2 separate regions of the Homo sapiens genome follow, and region 2 is linked to region 1. Evidence: chromatin contacts called from ENCODE Hi-C or POLR2A ChIA-PET data. All regions are on one chromosome and are shown on one strand. The core of a region is the stretch at or near the end of the contact, and the rest is flanking DNA. Distances in the headings are between cores, read along the strand shown. Region 1 holds the start of RLN1 (relaxin 1). Region 2 overlaps INCR1 (interferon stimulated noncoding RNA 1).

Region 1 (6,968 bases), core at 1,430-3,929:
AAACTGTCTGTAGTTGCAGTCTTATTAAATGCTGAAAAAAGCTGATGGTAATTTTCTGTATACTTAAAGCCAGTTAAATGAATCAGCCAAAACAGTTATAGATTGTATTCAGTTTATTCATAGGCTGTGTGTTTTGAACTTTTATTAAAATTATATTTTTAAACCTGTTTTGAAATATTTCATAATCCATAACACTTTTAGCTATGGAACCTAGGCTCAGAGAAAATATTCTGTCTGAATTCATGCAAATACCCTTAATTCACTGTATTTTGGATGCAAATCTTACTGAAATAGATCTCTGGTTTAAAGCGGATCTTATTTTTAAAAGGGATGCAGTGAATATTACTTTGGCACACATTGTAAGATAAAATGGTTATCTAACAGTGTAATAACGTGAAAGCAAGTAGCAATTACCTAACAGTATAAGTCTGAAAACTCATATTAATCACAAATTACTGACATGTACTTCCAAAGCGATTCCTACCTAGTAACGGTAAACATTTATCTTAATCCCACGTGCAGGCAATATTTTCTGAGGTTACTTTCAGTTAAATTATACTGCATAGCAATAAAGAAAATTCTTTAAAAATACTTTGAAATCTCATGTCTCTTCTAAAGAAATAAAAGTGTAGCTAAATATCTATATACAAATGTGATTAATGATTTTCAGCAACAATTTAGAAATAAACTAAATATCCACCAAAGAATCTTTAAGTTTATGTGGCAGATTTATGACAAAAATACTACACAGGAATTTCAAATTATGTTTTGGGATAATAACAATGTGAGAAACTGCTCAAAGTATAATGGTGAGTGAAAATGCAAAAGATATATACATATACCTATCCAAATGTTAACATTTCTTTCCACTTACTTGTTTAATATAATTTCATTTTCTCATAAAATTCACATATACTTTTCAAAGTCCTTAATATCTACGAGTGCTTCTCATTTTTCACGCTGCATTAATGTACATTTGTCTTTAATATGAGCATTACTACTTTTATAGTCAGAAAATGTGGAATAATAAAGCAAATGCAATGCAATCCGGTCTTCTCTACTTTTTATCACTAAATTCCTAGACGTTGTGGTATTTTTGTACTAATGTTATACAAAAGTCATGTAAAAACTGCCATTAAATAAATCAAACTCTAACAATGTAGAAAAGTAAATAACTTTAGAAGCATACTTTAAATCTCATAAAAGAGAAGTAAATGTATTTCTGTTAGAGTCATTTATATATAGTATATGCATATAGCCTATAAAATTTAGTTGCGGTTTATCATAAATTACATGTCATACTAATACAAAACACTTAGTATTTGCAACTGCGGTTACTTTCTCTGAATTTAATATGACCCGTTACACTTCTTAGACTAGTATATACCTCCATGAGTTTCCACTGCTACTTTATAAATACTAAAATATTTTTAAAAGCCATTTCAGATTGAGCTGTACTCAACTCTAAGAGCTTGCCTTTAAAGCAAACCCACTGCAGCTTCCAAATGCTTGAAAGCATCAGTAGGGTCTTCAGCTATGATGGTCTGAACGGCCTGCTTTCCTTGTCTCTGGTCCTCTTGAGTTTCTCCTAAAGGCATTCAAGCCTTTCCTTTCTCTTCCATCCCCTGCCTCACAAATGAACTTCAATACCCAGATCAAAGAAGCGGGAGGTCAGACTCTTTCCTTTGGGATTTTCTGTTTGTTTATTTTAAAGAACGTTTCCAATGGCAAAGGCCACAGCCCAACTTCTGGACTAGGAGAGTCATTAAGTGTAAGGCCCTTCCTGTCTTCCCATCACGGGACCCTCACAGAGACCTCAGAGTGTTGCCCCGTCCTACAGGCGCGCAAACAGGCTTGATAACTAGCGCGCCGCCTCAGTGTTTGTCCCCTCTCCTCTCTATCCGAGAAGCCCTGTTCAGGTGCCCCCACCAGCACGCCCGCTGTCTGGCCGCCTGGCTTTCCTGTGGGGTGCAGGAGTGCGCCCGGCCTCCTGCGGGTCTCCGGGCGGCGTCACCTCCTCTGAGGCTTCCCCTCCCTTTCCACCCCGTCGCTCTGACTGCCTTACGGAAAGGGCACCAAGGAACTCTCGGGTGAAGCAGCTTCCTGTTCTCAGTGCTTTCCCTCCGTCCGGTGAGATTCCCAGTGAGACTGTTTGAATAAAATCACCTGGCAAAGGAAAAGCCCAAACTTTAGGGACCAGCCACGGCTGAGTAGGGGCTGAGCGGTGGCAGCCAATGAGATCTCGAGTCGGACGTGCAGGCCGCCGTTCCAATTGGGCGGCCGCCCCAGAGTAACCAATGGGAAGCGCGGGAAGGCCGGGAGGGGGCGGGAGCTCTCACCTGCCACTGGTCTAGGTGTCTGAGGAGCATCTTCCTGGCTCAGAGACCTTTTGCTCCAGGTGCTCATGCCGCAAATGGCAATCTGCGCGCGAACTAATTCGCGGCCGCATAATTTAATAACATCGTCCTTCCATTTGGCCGCGACTGCTCTGGAAAATTGGTTCAGTAGTAAACAGAATTCTAGCAGGTGGAACAAGAACAGGCGAGGCATCCTGGGCCTGGTCTCTCCTGGAGGTCTGGGTGTTGCAGCCTTTCAGGACTGCGGCTGCTGTGGCCTACACACCTGGGCCTGTGTGCCTGTCCCGGGCTTTAGGCTGCTTTCCCTACCCGGCTCAACCAGTCTTTAGTATGGGCTATCACTCAGCTTTTAAGGCAAGGTTGCCAGCTCCACCCCTTTCCCACACCCCTCCACAGAATTTTCTCCTTCAGCTCTTGTTCTGCCTCTCCGCCCTTCCTTCATTTGCCCATTCCTCTGTCCTTGGCCCTTTTACAGTTTTGTTTTTCGCTCTTTTGTTACCCTGAAACAACTTTGTATACTTAGGTAAAGTTATTTTAGATATGAAGCCTTTCTTTTTACATACACAGAAATAAAATTGAGATCGCCAATATTCTTACAACCCAGTTTTCCAGAGTGAACATTTGCCAAAAACCCTTCTAACCTAAATAGGATTATAGATTACCTTATAAATTGGATTAATTAGTATAATGTTGGGCATATCAATCCATAAAAATATAATGGATGAATGAATAAATTGTTGATGAGAGGGAAAACTGATGACTTTTAATCTGAATCCAGGTAAAAAGATTAAAATCCCCAGTAACATCATTTTAGGCTTGTGCAGTAATGTCTTTAATTTACAAAACAATTTCTCCATTGGACTTTCCTTCCACTCCTGTGGGAGAAGTTTGATTGTAACTAGTTGTCTAAATATTTTAATTTAAAATTCTAGTCTATGTCTCTGGAGACTGGAGAACACACCACACACACAGAGAGAGAGAAAGAGAGAGAGAAAAGAAGAAGAGAAAGAAGAAGGGGAAAAAAAGCAGTGGACATCCCACATTCCCAGAAATAATATTTTGATAACAAATTACAGCACAAGGATATGTTCATTTGTTTACTGTATTTTGTGTTTGCTGCACCTGGTTAGAGGTGATTCTTTTTTTATTACCACCACCTAATTTAGCATTTTAAAGATCCACACAGTTCTAGATAATATGGTTAGTAGACGACCCTTCTACCTGTAAATTTTTAGTACAAATAGGTTCATTTTTAAAAATAACTTACTTGCTTGTGTTCATAATATACTCAGATTAGTTCAGCTCCATCAGATAAACTGGAGACATGCAGGACGTTATGGTAGCTTTGAAATAAAATAATAACAATCTCTTAGTTACAAACATAACTATGGAATCAAGTAATTCTAATTTCTAGATTGCTGGTGATTTCAGTAGGCCCACTTAACATTGGTCAAATGCCAAGCAATGTGTAATTCTTCAAAAAATACCTGACCAAAGCTATGAGATGGTTAGAGGCAATTAATGATTTTAAATGGATTTTCACTAAAACACACAGTTTGAGAAAGGCCTCTCAAAACTGAGGTTTGAAAATATTTTCGTGGGTTAACAGTCCTTGTAAAAACAATCCACGTGCTAGGCTGTACTCCAAATTAATTGCTCATTAAAAATGTAAATTTCCAGAGTTTTTTGTTTGTTTTTGGGTGATTTTTTTGAGACAGAATTTGGCTCTTGTCACCCAGGCTGGAGTGCAATGGTGCAATTTCGGCTCACTGCAACCTCCACCTCCCAGATTCAAGCGATTCTCTTGCCTCAGCCTCCCAAGTAGCTGGGATTACAGGCATGTACCACCACACCCGGCTAATTTTTGTATTTTTGGTGGAGACTGGGTTTCACCATGTTGGATAGGCTGGTCTCGAACTCCTGACCTCAGGTGATCCACCTGCCTCGGCCTCCCAAAGTGTCCAGGGATGTTTTGAAATTTTATGTTGCCTACATGGTTTTACAGAGTCCTTAAAACTGTCCAGTACAGTGGCCACTTTTCCATTTTACAGAAAGAAGAAACAGATTGAGAGTTGTTCAGGGTAATTTTGGCCAGCACATATGCCAGATGTGGGCTTACCCTACTGCTAAGGATCACAGGCAAATGCAAGATTCACAGTCTTTACAGGCACAACTAAAAGGCATTTCATGTCCTTTAAACAAAAAGGAAACCTTTTTAAGGAGAAACAACAAATATGTCCATGCATACAGCTGTCACATGCTGGAGGTGGGGTTCCAACCCATGTCTACTGGATTCTTCTACAGTAATGAGAGAGGACTTTAATACTCCACTCTCAACAACATACAGATCAAAGACACAGAAAATTAATACGGAAATATTGAAACTGAATTGCACTGTAGACAAAATGGCCGTAACAGATACATGCAGAACATTTTATCCAACAGCAGAATCCGCATTTTTCTCTAGTGCACATTCTCCCGGATAGACCATTTGGTAGGGCACAAAACAAGTCATAATAAATTTAAGATCAAAATCACATCAAATATTGTTCCTGACCAAGATGGTATGAAACTTAAATCAATAACAGGAAAAATATACGGACATTAAACAAAATGCTCTTGAACAACAAATGTGTCAAAACAGAAACAAAAAAAAGGAAATTACAGAATATCTTGAGACAAATAACATTGGAAACACAATATACCAAGACCTATGGGATGCAGCAAAAGCAGTTTTAAAAGGGAAGTTTATGTAATAACAATAAATGCCTACATTAAAAAAGAAGAAAAGATCCCAAATAAGTAGCCTAACATTACAGCTCAAGGAACTAGAAAAAGATGAAACTAAACCCAACTTTAGAAGAAGGAAAGAAATAATGAAAATCAAAAAAAGAAACAGAAAAATCAATACAACTAAGAGTTTTTTTGTTGTTTTTTGTTTTTATTTTTTGAGACAGAGTCTCACTCCATCATCGAGGCTGGAGTGCAGTGGCACAAGCTCAGCTCACTGCAACCTCCACCTCATGAGTTCAAGCGATTCTTGTGCCTCAGCCTCCGAGTAATTGGAATTACAGGCACGAGACACCATGTCTGGCTAATTTTTGTATTTTTAGTAGAGATGAGGCTTTGCCATGTTGGACAGGCTGGTCTCAAACTCCTGACCTCATGTAATCCACCCTCCTCGGCCTCCCAAAGTGCTGGGATTACAGGCATGAGCCACTGCACCCAGCCTAAGAGCGTTTTAAGTAAGCAAAACTGACAAACCCTTAACTAGGCTAAGAAAACAAAAGAGAGTACTCAAATATATAAAATCAAAAATAAAATTGGAGACAGTAGAACAGACACCTCAGAAATAAAAAAGATCATAACGAACACTAGTTCGTTATGAATAATTATATGCAAAAAATTTGGTAATCTAGAGGAGATATAGACATTCCTAGAAAAATACGAACTACCAACATTGAATCAGGAAGCTGTAGAAAGCCTGAACAGATAATTAACAAAGAAATGGAAGTAGTGATTTAAAATCTCTCAACAAATAAAAGCTCAGGACAAGATGGCCTTACAGCTGAATTATACCAAACTTTCAAAGAAGAATTAATGCCAATATTTCTCAAACCCTTCCAAAAAATAGAGCCAGAGGGAATACATTTTAACACATTTTATAAGGCCAATATTACCTTGATACCTAAGTCAGACAAAGACGCAGCAAGAAAAGAGACCTACAGGCCAATATTTCTGAGGAACATTGATGGAAACATTCCCAATAAAATATTAGCAAACCGAATTCAACAACACATTGAAAGATTATATGTCATTATCAGGTGGGAATGTATCCCTGGCATGAACAGCTGGTTTAACATACACAAATCAGTCAATGTGCTATATCACATGAACAGACTAAAAGATTAACCACATATGGAACTAGCCCCAATGCCCATCAGTCAACAAGTGGATAAAGAAAATGTGATATATATATACCATGGAATAAAACGCAGCCATAAAAATGAACAAAATAATGGTATTCACAGCAACCTGGTGGGAATTGGAGACAATTATCTAAGTAAAGTAACTCAGGAATGAAAACTCAAACATCATATGTTCATACTCATAAGTGGGAGCTAAGCTATGAGGGTGCAAAGGCCTAAGAATAATACAGTGGACTTTGGGGACTCGGGGGGGAAAGGGTGAGAAGGGGGTGAGGGATAAAAGACTACACACTGGGTATGGGTACACCGCTCAGGTGACCGGTGCTCCAAAATCTCACAAATCACCACTAAAGAACTTATTCATGTAACCAAACATCACCTCTTCCCCAAACCTACTGAAATAAAGAAAAATAGAGTAGTATCAAATTTTTAAAAAAAGAAAAAGATAAAAATTATCAAGGTCATCAAAAACAAGGAAAACTGCCACAGCCAAGAGGAGCCTAAGGAGACGTGAGCGCCAAATATAGTGTGGTATCCTATGGGATCCTGAACAGAAAAAGGACTTTAGGGAAAAACTAAGGAAATATGAATAAAGTACAGATTTTAGTTAATAGTAATGTATCAACATTGGTTCATAGGTGTAATAAATGTACTATACTAAGTATAATGTTACTAATTAATG
Region 2 (6,968 bases), core at 2,463-4,962, 250 kb after region 1:
TTTCTGGGGCAGAATTTTTAGATGCACAACTTGTGTTTTTTCCCTATGTCAAGTACAAACTTTCACCTGTGTTTTTATGAGAATCTAAAGAGAAACTACAAGAAAAGTGTACTAAGTTAAAGTTTGAAAAGGCACTGGGTTTGCCAGCATCCTGCCTGCCTAATCAAACATCATGCAGCTCCAGCACAGAATGCATGACTGAGCTGCGTCAGAACATGTGAGGTTCATGTGATTGGAGGAGCTGCCAGCATCTTTCCACTAGTGCTCTGGGGAGTTGTCTTCAAGAACTAACGTCCTGAAGGCAGAAAACTCAAGGGTGGGGAATGAAAGGGGTCTTTCCAAAATATAAAAACTTTTCTGAGTGTTCTCAAAATGAAGACAAAGAAAGAACAGCTTCTGTGTGTGAGTATGTTATAGTGGAATGTGACATTTGAAAGCTGTTAGGGAAAATGCCAGTCTGGCAGGCTACAGCTGTATCCCCTGAGAAGCACAATGGAAAGTTTAAGTCCAGGTTGACCAGAGCCTCTACTTTCTTACACTCATCAATGAGACAGGGTGATTCACTGGACTACCCTGACACAGTCCCCTCCCTTTCAAGGCTGTGTGGCATAAAGGCAGCTCATCTAGTCCCCAGGGTGTTTCAGACTCTGTCTTAGGACTCTGAAACCCCCAGTCAGCACTGTGTACTTGTGAGAAATACAAAGTATGTATTAGATATGCTCTACCTTGAGTTTGAGGAATGTATAGTGAGCTGGAGAAATACACCACAAAAACCAAAGCTACATGCAATCAAGTGACTGATAAGTGGGACCAGACCATAAGACCCAAAGGAATTCAGGGTGGGTGGGAGCTCCCCATGGACAGGAGTAGCCCAAGAGAGCAGGGAGGGAAAGAAAAATGCAATTTGGGAGGCCGAGGCTGGCAGATCACTTGAGGTCAGGAGTTAGAGACCAGCCTGGCCAACATGGTGAAACCCCGTCTCTACTAAAAATACAAAAATTAGCCGGGCGTGGTGATGAGTGCCCACCAGTTACTTGGGAGGCTGACGCAGGGGAATTGCTTGAGCCTGGGAGGAGGAACTTCCAGTGAGCTGAGATCACGCCACTGCACTCCAGCCTGGGCGACAGAGCAAGACTCCATCTCAAAAAAAAATTTTTTTAAGTTTACAAAGCATTTTCAAATGTCTTGTTATACTAGTTGAGCCTCACTACCACCTGGTAAAGGGAGTAGAACAAATATTCACATTTTATGGATGAGGAAACTTGGGCTTATAGAAGTTAAGTAACTTGCCTAATTTATCCCATTTCTTTTTCAGTAAAGTTACCAGTTTGGGCTGGGCATGGTGGCTTACACTTGTAATCCTAGCACTTTGGGAGGCTGAGGCAGGCAGATGGCTTGAGCTCAGGAGTTCAAGACCAGCCTGGGCAACATGGCAAAACCCTATCTCTACAAAAAATACAAAAATTACCCAGGTGTGATGGTGCACGCCTGCAGTCCCAGCTACTGGGGAGGCTGAGGTGGGAGGATCGACTGAGCCCAGGAGGTTGAGGCTGCAGTAAGTTGTGAATACACCACCACACTCTAGCCTAGGAAACAGAATGAGACCCTGTCTCAAAAAGAAAAAAAAAAAGTTACCAGTTTGGTAGCTTAGGGAGTTACAAGTTTGGTAGCTCATGGAGTTGCCATAGACATAGAATATATTGATTTTTAATCACAGCACACAACAAGATGTACATTTATATCCTTGTGAGTAAGTGAATATGGTTGAGAGAAGAGGTTAGGTTGACAAAGCAACTACTAAAAAATTGTCTTTTTCCCTCTGTCTTATGGGTAACTTGGATGAAAACATAGAAGATGAGCTTATAATATATGATGATTAATAAAGTAGGGAGAGAGAGTCAGTTGGATAGAAGAGTTTCTATTTCAAAATCCCAGGTTGCCACAGTGGCTCACACCTGTAATCTCAGCATTTTAGGAGGCCGAGGCGGGCAGATCACTTGAGGTCAGGAGTTCAATACCAGCCTGGGCAACATAGCAAAACTCCATCTCTACAAAAAATACAAAGATTAGCCAGGTGTGGTAGTGTGTGCCTGTGATCCCTGCTAATTGGGAGGCTGAGGTGGGAGGATCGCTTGAGCCCGGGAGGTTGAGGCTGCAGTGAGCCAAGATTGTACCACTGCACTCCAGCCTGTACAACAGCATGACGCCCTGCCTCAAAAAATAAAAATAAAAAATAAAAAAATTAAGTCCCAGGTTGAATCACGAGGTCAAAACCAAAGAGGTAGAATGAAAGGTCCTGCTTTTGATCCACACACCTAAGATGGAAGAGCAGTTTATTAGCAGTTAATATGAAAAAGTTCTGGGGATTTAATAGAAAAGAATTTAAACAGTATCATACTCATAAACTACAAATGTGCCCTAAGTACAAATGCAGGTTGAATTGAAATCCAATTGCTTAAAAACTAAGGAGGTTGGGCATGGTGGTTCATGCCTATAATCCCAGCCCATTAAGAGGCCAAGGCAGGTGGATCACTTGAGCCCAGGAGTTTGAGACCAGCCTGGGCAACATGGCGAAACTGCGTCTCTATAAAAAATACAAAAATTAGCTGGGCGTGATGGCGCACACTTGTAGTCCCGATACTAGGGAGGCTTAGGTAGGAGGATCACCTGAGCCCAAGGAGATCAAAGCTGCAATGGGCCATGACCTCACCACTGCACTCCAGCCTAGGCAACAAAGTGAGACCCTGTCTCAAAACAAAACAAAAACACTAAGGAGAACTTCAGCAGTGTTGACAGGACACTGTTCAGAACTGGGAACAAATAGTCCTATGGAACCTACTATGTCTAGGCCAGCCTACCTCTAGAATATTTTGTTCTATTCTGGGCCCGACTTGTTAATTGGGACATGAATAAATGAGAGTAGATCTAGAGGGAAGCACCCAAGATGGCAATCGGGCTTGAAGCCACCCCTAGACTAGGAATATTGGAAGAAGCTGGGCGCATTTCTCCTGGAGAAGAATTATCAAGGGAAGACATGAGAGCCAAGATCAATGGGTGCAAGTTACATTGAAGAAGAATTTGGCCCAGAAATGGAAAGAATTCACTAACAACTAGAGCTGTTCATCAAAGGTTAACCTCCTGGTTCCTGGATATATCTACATAGCCTGGAGCTACCATTTTTCAGGATACTCTGGAAAGTATTCTTCCCTTAGGTGATGAATTACAAATCTTCTTACTCTAAGATCCCATAATTCTTCAAACTAGACACTTAACTCCTATGAGCCTCAGTTTCCTGAGAAGACTAAAATGAAATGGCTTGTAAATCCCCTTCCAGCTCTAACTTTCTATGAAGTACTTGGTCCTAAAGGGTACCCTCGTTTATGTTTCACAGAGATACCAGAAACAGGAGTCTTTTATCTTCAACTTGACTCTCAAGATGTTATCCTCAAGTGAACTTTTTTCTACCAGCTGAAATATGTCCTTAAAATCTTTGAGTCAATGAATCATGAAATGAGCCAGGTTTTCAAATCTCATTTGTAGGGTTCCTTAAGAACTATGTCCACTTGCCACATTCTTTTCTGAATATTATTCTTTTTTTCTTCAACCCTGTTTTTTAACCCAAACATCCTGTTTTCAAACATCCTGTTTTCAACCCTCTTTGTATCTAAGGATGGAACAAGGCTGATGACACAGACAAGAAACTTGTAAAACATAGCAAGTATCTGCCTTTTATTTGGTGAATAATGTCAGGACTAGAGAAGGGCTGATGTGAAATTCTGGGCTGGGCTTTAAGGCTTTAAGGCATAGTTTTGCCTCAAAGAATTGCCTCCACACAGGACAAGTCACTGTAAGCAAAGTATGTGGCTGCATCTGGACATGACAGGAGGTGAGCTGGGAAGTCCCTGCCCTTTCCCTGCACATGCACTTACCCCATTTCTCCATCTTTCTACCTCAACACTTCACCTTCAGAGATAATTTCTTTCAGGCCTCAAAGCATTTTTAGACTTTAAGTTCTTTTGTTGCTGTTTATTAGCTCAACCAGGGCCATGTACCAGAACCTGGGGGAAAGGGCCATTTCTATGGAAATGGAGATAGGGTCCAGGCCTATCCTGAGAAAGTGCAATCATGAGGAGACCATCCTGTTCTTTCTCATGTATTTTATCATTCATTTGGTACTAAGCACTGTACTAGGCACCAAGATAGATAGTAAAACATCAGCCTTGTCTTCAAAGGGTTTGCAGATCACAGAAGCCCTCTCTCTCTCTCATCTTTTACATAGATGATATCCTATATAACAAGAAGAGATGTCACAGGATGACTAAAACAGGCAAAGCAGCTGGAATATGTGTGTGGCTGGGGCAGCCCATGACAGGGCCTTAACCCTAGTAATGACGCTGACAGCTTTAGTCACTGAGGGGAGTGGCCAGAACCTGCTGGTTTGGTCAATGGGGGACAACAATCAAGTAAGGGAAAAGTGATCTTATAAGGACTGGAGGGAAGTCAACAGAAAATCTCAGCCAAGTGCCATACATTTTTTTCTATAGAGTTCTATATTTTCTGGAACTCATATACAGAATTAAGTAAGAGTCACCCTGGGCTATATTGGTAAGGGCAAAGAGCTGGAATTTCTTACAACTTTATTTTGAAGCCTCAAGCAGCGGAAGGCAGATGGAAGAAGTAACATGTGGTGGTGGTTCTCAGAATTTTTACCACCCCCAAAACATGGAAGATAATTCCTCACTCTCCGGTCAGTAACAACCACTGACTTCTGCAAAGATTCACAGCCATTTGGGGTACATATCAGAATATCATGGAGAAGCAGGAAGTGGGGAGCAATTTCATAAAGCTTCCTACTTGAGTCTAATATAACCCTTTCCTACCTGCCCTGAGATCTATAGGTAGCTTGCCTGAGTTGAATCCAGCTCTGCCATTAACCAGCTGCATGACTACAGACAAGTCGTTCTCTTTGAACCTTAGTTTCCTCATACATAAAATAACGAACCTTACCTGGCAGTGTTATTGAGAGGAACTACAGAACCTATCACAGTTAGTATATAGCAATATAGCCAGATCTTTTTTTTTTTGTTTTTGAGACAGAGTCTCACTGTGTTGCCCAGGCTGGAGTGTAGTGGCACGCTCTTGGCTCACTGCAACCTCTACCTTGCAGGCTCAAGCGATTTTCTTGCCTCAGCCTCCCAAGTAGCTGGGATAAAGACACCCACCACCAAGCCCAGCTAATTTTTGTATTTTTAGTAGATATGGGGTTTCACAGTGTTGGCCAGGCTGGTCTCAAACTCTTGACCTCAAGTGATCCGCCTGTCTCGTCCTCCCAAAGTGCTCGGATTATAGGCATGAGCCACTGCGCCTAGCCCATAAAGCTAGATCTTAATGAGCAATTAGCTACTAGTACAATAATTTGTTTTAAAAGCTATATTATAGGATAACAGAGTCTACTCAGTCAGCCTTTATGCAAAAGTGAAAATCTTGGGATTCTCAGAAATATGCTCTCAACAGTAAATGCCCTATGTAACAAGGTGCACCAGCTTAGGCTGGGGCCATTGGGCCCATAAAATCTTCATTGTTAAAGTTAAGAAGTTGGGTACAAGGACAGAGAAAAGCTACTATTCCCAAGTTGCCAAATTAAAAAAATTACCTATCTGGAAGGTAAATTTTTTTTACCCCTTAACAGATCTTTAAGTGTATAATAGAAGGGAGATTCAAAATTTACATTTGAAACTGATTGTTTGAGGGGAAAAAATCTAAATAAAAATTTTAACAATCATATAAATATAAAGCCAAGATCTTAATCTGGAATGGGAAGGTTAAGACCATTCATTAATTCAACAAATATTTACTGAGCAGCCCTGAGACTGTTTTCCTTGGGGTCTGGGAAGGGGAGCCATGGTCAATGGACTCTTGTTATCTGTAGGAATATTGATCCCTACCACAAGGTAGAGGGACAGGGAATAAAGGGGAGATAGTCCTCCTATGAGATAAAGGTAGGGGATGTTCTACAGGGCCCAGTTTTATATTTTTCTTTTCTGCCTTGTTATTTCTTCTCATGATTTTCTTTCAGTAAAATCTCTTTCCCACATCTCTTTCAGTAAAATTTTGTTAAATGATAGTCTTGTTCTCTGTTTTGGGGAATTACAAGATGGACTCTTAATGGGGCTCTATTAGTAGATGGTAAGAATTCCTGGGAATTTCCAGAAATTCTTTGGGAAAAGTCAGAGACTAATCTTCTCACAGTTACATAAGGGGATGAAGCTGAAAGTTATTTGGGCATTAATTAGAAGTGTGGCCCACTGAAGGCTGGTGAAATCTGGACACCTCTGCTATACATGGTCCTTGTGGATGGTTTGAATGATATTCCCAAATTGGCTGGGCACATTCCCATGATATCAGGCCGATGGGCATTAAAAATGCAAATTAGTTCACATGCTGGGGTACAATGCCCTGAACCAGCTGACTTTAATGGACTGCAGATTGCCAATCCAAGGCTATGTTCTTTCATTCCTTTCCTTGCCTTACTTACTTATCATTCATCCTTCCCCTAAGTTCTCTTGGGCCTATTGCCCAAATAAAAGTGAAGAAGAAATTAACACATATGAAAGCGTGCTATGCTAAGTACCATGTGGGGTGTGTTTTGCATGAATTATTTTACTTAACCCCTTACAACACCTTGGCAAGATAGGCAGGATTATCCCCATTTTATTGATGAGAAATGAAAGCTGAGAGTCCTATCTCCCAAGTAACACAGCCAGGTATTATAACAGTCCTGGGGTCCACATACAGGCTTACATAACTCCAAAGTTCTTTACATCATACCACCAAGAAAAATGTATTTTAAGATTCACCTAATTAAAACATAATTAAGAAGAACAATGTATTGGGAGAGATGCTTACTGTTTCTAAGCAAACATACGTGATTGCCTATCAATGAACAATGACCTCAAGCTGTAACTCAA

Evidence for each region. A loop is a pair of places that touch in the nucleus more often than their neighbours do. ChIA-PET counts read pairs that join two places held with the same protein, here RNA polymerase II (POLR2A). Pooled maps may share reads with other maps.
Region 2: a loop to region 1 is called in a map of heart left ventricle, with 2.8 times the contacts of the local background. The contact joins the enhancer-like site here to the promoter of RLN1 in region 1. A Hi-C loop is called at or near these places in 6 of 168 maps with a recorded cell type or tissue (B cell, CD4-positive, alpha-beta T cell, CD8-positive, alpha-beta T cell and 2 more), 2 of 37 single-sample maps with no recorded cell type and 8 of 50 pooled maps. POLR2A ChIA-PET finds 5 or more read pairs at or near these places in 3 of 52 experiments (Caco-2, activated CD4-positive, alpha-beta T cell and naive thymus-derived CD4-positive, alpha-beta T cell).

The regions. Positions count from the first base shown.
Region 1 is chr9:5,337,197-5,344,164 of GRCh38, forward strand. It overlaps RLN1 (relaxin 1), which reads right to left and starts at 2,680. Exons shown (of 2, transcript NM_006911.4): 1 at 2,340-2,680. The coding sequence starts at 2,550. It also overlaps a transcript of RLN2 not described here.
Region 2 is chr9:5,582,844-5,589,811 of GRCh38, forward strand. All of the region lies in intron 1 of INCR1 (interferon stimulated noncoding RNA 1), which reads right to left. Among named protein-coding and RNA genes, the nearest start is that of RIC1, 43 kb to the right of the region's middle. Within about 2 kb of position 3,713, at least 5 of the 41 ENCODE cell types and tissues checked have a DNase peak (open chromatin) inside an H3K27ac peak, as active enhancers do; they include CD4-positive, alpha-beta T cell and CD8-positive, alpha-beta T cell, where a contact is called at or near this core.